Regions from separate parts of the Homo sapiens genome. Here region 1 is linked to region 2. Evidence: chromatin contacts called from ENCODE Hi-C data. All regions are on one chromosome and are shown on one strand. Each heading gives the region's core, a stretch centred on a gene start or an enhancer-like site at or near the end of the contact. The rest is flanking DNA. Distances are from core to core; before and after follow the strand shown.

What was found. A loop is a pair of places that touch in the nucleus more often than their neighbours do. Pooled maps may share reads with other maps.
Region 1: a loop to region 2 is called in a map of gastrocnemius medialis, with 5 times the contacts of the local background. The contact joins the promoter of CFAP69 here to the promoter of DMTF1-AS1 in region 2. A Hi-C loop is called at or near these places in 1 of 168 maps with a recorded cell type or tissue (gastrocnemius medialis), 1 of 37 single-sample maps with no recorded cell type and 6 of 50 pooled maps.

Annotation. Positions count from the first base shown.
Region 1 is chr7:90,243,689-90,247,342 of GRCh38, forward strand. It overlaps CFAP69 (cilia and flagella associated protein 69), which reads left to right and starts at 1,486. Exons shown (of 23, transcript NM_001039706.3): 1 at 1,486-1,856. The coding sequence starts at 1,737. It overlaps LOC107986819 (a long non-coding RNA gene), which reads right to left and starts at 1,443. Exons shown (of 2, transcript XR_007060423.1): 1 at 1,389-1,443; 2 at 1-391. RefSeq lists an enhancer at 2,351-2,863.
Region 2 is chr7:87,150,859-87,154,652 of GRCh38, forward strand. It overlaps DMTF1-AS1 (DMTF1 antisense RNA 1), which reads right to left and starts at 1,635. Exons shown (of 2, transcript NR_136253.1): 1 at 1,444-1,635; 2 at 565-800. It overlaps DMTF1 (cyclin D binding myb like transcription factor 1), which reads left to right and starts at 1,595. Exons shown (of 18, transcript NM_001142327.2): 1 at 1,595-1,697. RefSeq lists enhancers at 665-1,228, 1,144-1,383, 1,229-1,790.

The DNA.
Region 1 (3,654 bases), core at 236-2,735, 3.1 Mb after region 2:
TGAATGAGTTGGCTAAACAGACATATTCAACAGATTGTAAGAAGAGCTGTGAATCTTCACTAAGAGGGGTGCTGAATAAACATGCATGTGACATGCATCCCATGCTCACTGTGGAGTGGAAACTTAACATTTAAATGCATTACAGTCCCTATACATCAAAAGGAGAAGCAGAGACATGAATGTACTAGTGCTCAGTCTCTGTAAACCTGCCAGAACCAGTCCATAGTGGGTGGTCTTTTATCAGGGGAAAGTTACTGAATCGGTCCCTTGTCCAATCAAACCTGCAGTTATGACTTGTGGAACAGGAGGGTCTTGTTAGTCAACATCTGGCCATGGATGAGCTGCAATTATTTCAATATTGCTTATGTCGAGGGCAGTTCTTATTTAACAGCTAGAGAAAAATAAAAACATTGCAGCAGTTAAAACAAAGGTTATTCTTTAAGTGTAGGTGTGAGTGACTTAACTCTTGCCTGGCATGGCCTTAGGTCTTGCTTATAATTTGTTATTGCCACAGAGTCCATTCTGTTAGCCTTCTGATCTCCATTTTAACATTAATGCTGGTCAGTTGTTGAGTCTAAGCCCTCAAAGGGAGGGGGAGCCGAGCTTGGTGGCATGTGCACCTGTACTCCCAGCTATTCCCGAGGCTGAAGCGGGAGGATCGTTTGAGCCAGAGGTTGGAGGTTGCAGAGCTACGATCCTGCCACTGCACTCCAGCCTGGGGGACACAGTGAGACCCTGTCTCAAAAAACCAGGGGTGAGGGGGACGTGAAAAGGGAGGAGGTAGGGGGGTATAGCGAGGCGTGTCCGTCCTTCCGTCCCGTCAGGGCGAGGAATTCAGCTTTTAAGGTTTATCGGGGGTCCTCTTGGCCAAAAGGGGGTCCGTTCAGTCGGTTGTGGGGCTTAGGATTTAATTTTTAGTTCTCAAACAGTAATAAAGATAATGATAATCTTGACCATACGGGATGCTGTGCCAAGCACCACTTAACAAACACTGTCATCTCATTCAATCCTCACAACAGTCCTATTTTACAGATGAGAAAAGTGAGACTTCAAGGGATAACTCGCTCTAGATTCAATAAACTGACTCAAAAGCCTTTTAACATTCTGTACAATACCTTTTATGTTTGTTTATTTAACTGTCCAGTTGGGCCACTAAAGTACAGATAAAAGCTGGGGAATGTAAGCGAGACTGGTCACTTCCCTGGGGTGAGAGAAACGCTTTCAACACTATCCGTCCATCGTATCACGCCTAACGTATCCCATAGACATCCCTCACCCCTCCACCCACTCATGCCTGTTTGAAGCAAGACTATGAAGACCGAAACACACCGGGAGCCTAAGGCACCACTCCCCGCTACCTACCGAGGTGCATCCTGCAGGCTCCTTACCGCAAGCCTGCAAACTCGCCCTGCCGGGCGCGGAGTGCAATTAGGCTTTGGGGTGGTTTGGCTCTCCGGCTTTCCGTAGCCTCTGGCCCCGCCCCCTAGCAACGCGCTGGCTTGTGTTAACAACCGGCCCGGGATCAGAGGTCTGGGTCAACTGGGGGGCGGCAGCGGCGCTAAGCGGACTGTATGGCGGTGGCCTAGGCCCCTGGCGGAATTTTGGGACCTTTCGCGACTCTAGCGACTCTCAGGCTGCCTTCCCTTCTCGGTGGCGGGGCCTCTTTGGGCCCAGCGGCTGCGGGCGCACTGTAGGACAGGAAGATCCCCCCACTCTCCACCCCGCCGCCACCGGCCATGTGGACAGAGGAAGCCGGGGCGACCGCCGAGGCCCAGGAATCCGGCATCAGGAACAAGTCTAGCAGTTCCAGTCAAATCCCGGTGGTTGGGGTGGTGACGGAGGACGATGAGGCGCAGGTATGAGCAGGTGTCTGTGCTTTCAGAGGTGGAGGGGGTGGGAGTGAAGTCTCGAGACGGGGTCCAGACCTGGGGGTGGCAAGGGTGGAACTGGGGACAGGAGTGAAGATGGGGGAAGCCGCGGGATGGAGATTCCAAGCGCAGAGCTAATCCTGATCCCCCACCCCCTGCGAACTGCACCGGTTGCGAGGGGCTGGCTGTTGTCAACCATCCTGTCTGGGGACCAGCGCTGTGTGGTCCTCCTGGAGGGTCCTAGCAAACTGAGTAGGCGGGGTTTTGCCGCGCTTCTTCGAAAAGTGGTCATAGAGCTACAGGGAGGAAAGGAATCATTCTTAGCAAAATCTTGATTTGATGACCTGATCAGTTTGAACTGAACTTTTTAATACGTAGATCCCTGTTACCGAGTGATGTTCTTGATATAGATGTAAATTTTCCCATGCTTAAATTTGCTGCGACTAAAGCCTGCACCCAGAGGGGAGGAAAACGCTGTTAAATTAGAAATTAAGCATTTTTAAAATATGAAATTGGAAGCTGGTTGTTACACGTTGGGTCGGAGAGAACCGGGAGAGAATAGAGTTGATTTGTTTTATTATGCTTGTACTGTATTTGGTTTTGGGTTTGCTTTTGTTATGAATACAAAATTCACTCTTGGAAGTTGATCTGTTGAGAAATTCCATTTGAGGCCCTTGGATCTCTATTCGAGGCGGAGGTGTTTAGAAACCCCAAGTTGTTTGTTTCCTACTAGGATTCCATTGATCCCCCAGAGAGCCCTGATCGTGCCTTAAAAGCCGCGAATTCCTGGAGGAACCCTGTCCTGCCTCACACTAATGGTGTGGGGCCACTGTGGGAATTCCTGTTGAGGCTTCTCAAATCTCAGGCTGCGTCAGGAACCCTGTCTCTTGCGTTCACATCCTGGAGCCTTGGAGAGTTCCTTGGGAGTGGTCAGTTGACTGGGGAATAGAGTTGAGCTCTCTGAGGTCTGACATTTACGCAGTAACCTGCGGAGCAACAGCATTTTGCATGAGGAGAAATAGGTGTTAGGGGAATTTGCCTAATCGATTTTGTGGACCTATTCCCCTCTGGGCGGGGAGAATTTTGAGGAACAATAGCTCTCCACTCCCTGGGCTGCAAGAAAGATCAACAATACAGCCATACTCCCAGGCAAGGGGCAAAACTGAAAAGTATGTGAATTTGATAACTGATGGCTCTCAGTCTTCCTTTACTTGCTCCAAGAAAAATTGGGCAACGTTATACAAGGCAAGCAAGCGTGGATTTTTTTTTTTTTTTAGGGAAAAATACTTTTTAAAAGCCATTGCCAAAATAGTCCAAAACATACCAAATGAAACAAGTATACCTGTGTATATGTGTGTGCATTTTCTCCCCATTTTAATTTTCTTTCTTTTCTTTCATTACTACTGCTCTTTCCAGGGCCTAGGATTCTCTTCCAAGAAGAAAGCAATCAATTTGCATTAATTCATGTTTCTGACTTGTTAATTACTAATTCTAAGAGTAGTAACATTTTCGAAGTACTGAGGAAAAAGGTAGTTTCTCCCCAAAGAAATAGAATAGGAACTTTTTATAGCTGGGAGAAATCTTAGTGATCCTCAGCCTTCTTGTTTTTTGCCTGTGGTTGTTTTTACAAATGAGAACCCTAAGTTCATGAGAAGTTAACTGAGTTACTCAGTTTCTTTACTCATAGAATGGGGGTCTAGAGACCCTGGAACGAAAAAATGATAACCTTTTAGGCCTCTGCCTTAGGCCAGTTTAGGAAAGATCCTGGGAACTGTTTCCAGTTCTT
Region 2 (3,794 bases), core at 385-2,884:
AGTTAGCAGCGTGCAGGCTGACCTAAAATTTAGCAGAGGAGAATGGATAGCCCGACTATAATTTATATATCACTATTTTGTGCCTTAGCAAAAATAATCCTATATGGTTATGTCTTATGAAAAATATGGCTCATTAGGAACCACCTTATCAATGTTAATGTCAACAATTTTGCATATGTAATTATTATTTTATTAGAACTGCTCTTTGAGTAGTTGTATTGCTTTCCTGGCTTTAAGGTTTATTAGTTACCATTTTTAATGCTTAATACACGTCAGATTCCATGCAAACTACGCTGTCTACAATATTCTGGAAGGTACATCTTATTACTCCTAAAGTAAACAAAGCTAAAAGAGGTGAAGTGCCATATCCACTACTAAGAAATGGAGCCAAGATTCACACTCAGGTCTGACTGCCTGAGTCCATACCACGATACTATTCTGCCTCATAGTTTTGCTTACATAAACATTATTATGTACTTATTAAAAAATGGAATGATACACGGCTTAACTCCAACAGAATGCAGAGTGCCACAAATTAGTAATAAAGTTATCAACACAAGAAAATGCTGCTTCTGAGATTTATTTTTGAAAATTAGTCAAACATGTCGATCCTCCAGTAAAGCAAAGCATTTGTAAACTGGTTGTAATCATTTGTTTTCGTTATGAAAGTACTGCCAAAGTGTATTTTGTGAACTGCAACCGGGTAGTTCAGAACACAGGCTTTGGAGCTGAGGCTTCAATTCTAATTCCACCGCCAACTTGGGAGCCCTTGGACACATTCCTTCACTTCTCTTTGGTTCCTGTGTAAAATGGGATTCATTTGTAATAATTGTAGCGATGCACTTAGAACTTATGAACATTAAATGAGTTTAATATACGTAAAACATTTACCTGTCACATACGCACTCAAAGAATGCTGGCTCACATTACAGAACCCAAAGGCTTATTTATCCTTTTCGTTTATAAGGGTATTAAAACGCGTTTTCTATTTAGGATGGGTTTATACGGCTGCAACCCAAGGAGCATCTGTACTTTTAAGAGGAACTGGGCACAGCAAAACAGCATCTTCCTAGTCTAACAGTGAGACTACATTCACAGAGGACACATTTCATCAAGAACGACTTAACACGCCCAGATATCTCATATTATGCCCCTGCGGTAAGGCAAATCAAGTATGAAGACACACACTCCCTGTTTTCTTCAGCACTGAGATCACTGGTTCCCTCCGTTCCACACCGCGGCTCCCTCGGCTCGGAGCCACAGGGAACTATGAAAATCGGCACGCGAGGCCTAAGTGTCCCCAGAACCAGAGGAACCACAGTTGCGTCATAGCAGAAGGACCTCTTTTACAGCATCAGCAGTGGGATAGTCAGTGCCGAGTTTTCCTGGCAGGACAGCCGACAACCACCGCCACAGACCAGTACAAACATTCCAACCCAGGACCTTTTTTCGCGCGCCGACACAGCCGGAAGTGACGCGTACAGCCAGCACGCTGGGCCGCCAGCGGGACAGACGAGCGGGAGGGGCAGCGTGCGGGGAGCTGGGGGCGGGGCGCGGCCGCAGCTCCGTTTCCGGTGGCTCGTCGCGCTCGCTCACTCCAGCTGCAGCCACTCTCGCCCGTGGCTGCTTCCTCCATCCTGGTATTTTTTGGAGCTTCCATCCTGGTTCTTCCAAAGTGCCCGGACCCAAAACAGGAAGTAAGTGCGATGGAACCTTCAGGTTCCAACCGCCGCCAGGGCCGCTCCGCCCAGTGGAGCCTGTCCGGCCCCCTTGCTGCCCGCTAGCTCCCGCCGGCTGGCGCAAGCTGTCGGCGCCGGGGCACTGCGGGCGGGGTCGGAGCCTGGCCTTCCTGACGTTGCAGCTGCCGTCCCCGCACGTTCCGGCCAGGGCCTCCCTCTTAGGGCCGGGCGGTGCCCGTGGCTCAGGCTGCAGAGTAGGGAAGCGAGCGGCTGCCGAGGCACAGCGGCGATCCGGCGGGGGCGGAAAATGGCGGCGGCTTCGGAGGAGCTAAATGGCGCCGGGACCCCTGGGGGGTGGGGTGGGCCGGGAGGTTGAGTAGAGAACTGGGCCAGAAGGAGTGGAGACAGTAAGGAAGCCCTACTTGTTTTCTCGTGGTGTTCTATTTTTAGTTTTTATTTTTGTTACGTTTTCGGTTTTGTTTTATGGTCCAGCGTAGGAGAGGTAGGCTTGGGTGGGGTCGAGAGAGTGGGGGTGGGTCTCGACCCAACTTCCCCCCCTTTGCTTTTTTGTTCTTTTCCCTCGTTTGCGCTTTAGATTCTTCTGTAATTTTGCGGGGGTTCAGCCTTGCTCGGCGATTCACGGCCCAGACATAGAGAATCGGGATAGCTGGCCGAACCGTCTCTCTCAGTCTGACTCTCTTTAAAGAAGGGATGTGGGCTGGGGCGCGGGGACAGTCCTGGTGGAGCACGGAAAATGCGGCTGTAAAGTTGTAATTACCCTATTGTGCCGAGTTCCGAGAAAGTTCTTAAAATTGTTAAGTCCACTTTGTTCTCTAAAATGTACTTCGCTTTGAGAATTTCTTCAGGGAGGTATGTAGAATGTTTTACCACAATCTCCAGAGCAGATTTGAGAGTAGAAGTGGCCAAGTGCCCTTTTGTGCAATTGAATGATAGAGCATATGTCTTTATATAAAATACTCGGTGTAGATAAGGAAAAGGATAATAGTATACAGTATGAGTCAGGACTCCTCCCTTTCTCTCATTGAATTTGTGTAGTTGCTTTTTTCGCAACTCATTCATCTTTGTGTACCTCTTTTTAATGTACATGGATTTGATTATGTGTGCCTCCTTTCTGACAGTCGAGGCTGCATGTTGGGACGTCCTACAAAATGCATATTCTGTGGAATTATTTTTTAATATGACATGTCTTAAGCTTAAAGTGACGCCATTTGGAAAATTTTAAATTATACCTGTATTTTTAATTCGTGGGAGAAAACCATTTGTAGCTTTTAAGCTCCAAATACGAAAATATTCTTCCACTATGTTGAAAGTATTGCAAAATCTGTTTTTTTCAGTTAAGGGTTTTCATGTTTTTTCATTACTTCAAATTTCTTTAAGCTGGTTTTGAAATTATATTTCAAATAGCTTTCTGAGGATTACTGTCTTTTAATAACTTGAATAATTTGCCATCACTTTAACATTTAAAGAATGACTATGGCGATACACCAAAATCTTATCTTTTTGCTCTTATGGTGTACTTAGAGACAGGATTTCATGTATTTGGTTAGGATTTAGAAATTCTGTTAAGATTTAGAGAAAAAAGGTTAAAGCTACATTCCTTAACGTTACAAAAATTGTCATGCTGAGAGAATCCAATTTGGTGTGAGAATAATTTTTTTCTTCCATACAGAAAGCACAAAAACCAGCCTGATTGTATCTGGAAAAAACCATTATGTTACAGGTGTGAAAAATACATTTCATGATTGTGGTGATTTTTATCTCATTTTAACTCTCGATACTAGGTGCTTCTGTATGCCACCAAACAAGCTAATTTTTTTTCTTACTATTTTAGTTGATAGGCTCACCCCAAAATATGCTTTTGGGGACTGATTTAGCACCTGCATATTCTGCGTGAATCTCTTTAATTGGTTGCAGTTGAGCTAATGGTGGAGCCAAAATGCTATTGCCCTGTCTTCATCAACATTTAATCAGTAAGTACTGGGCATTGCATCTTTCTTAGAACTTTAAGTTCATACGTTGCAGTTATATGAATACATTATTTTATGTAAACATTTTTCTGAGTGTTCAGGTTTTAGAAGTATTTTGAGGGGAAGA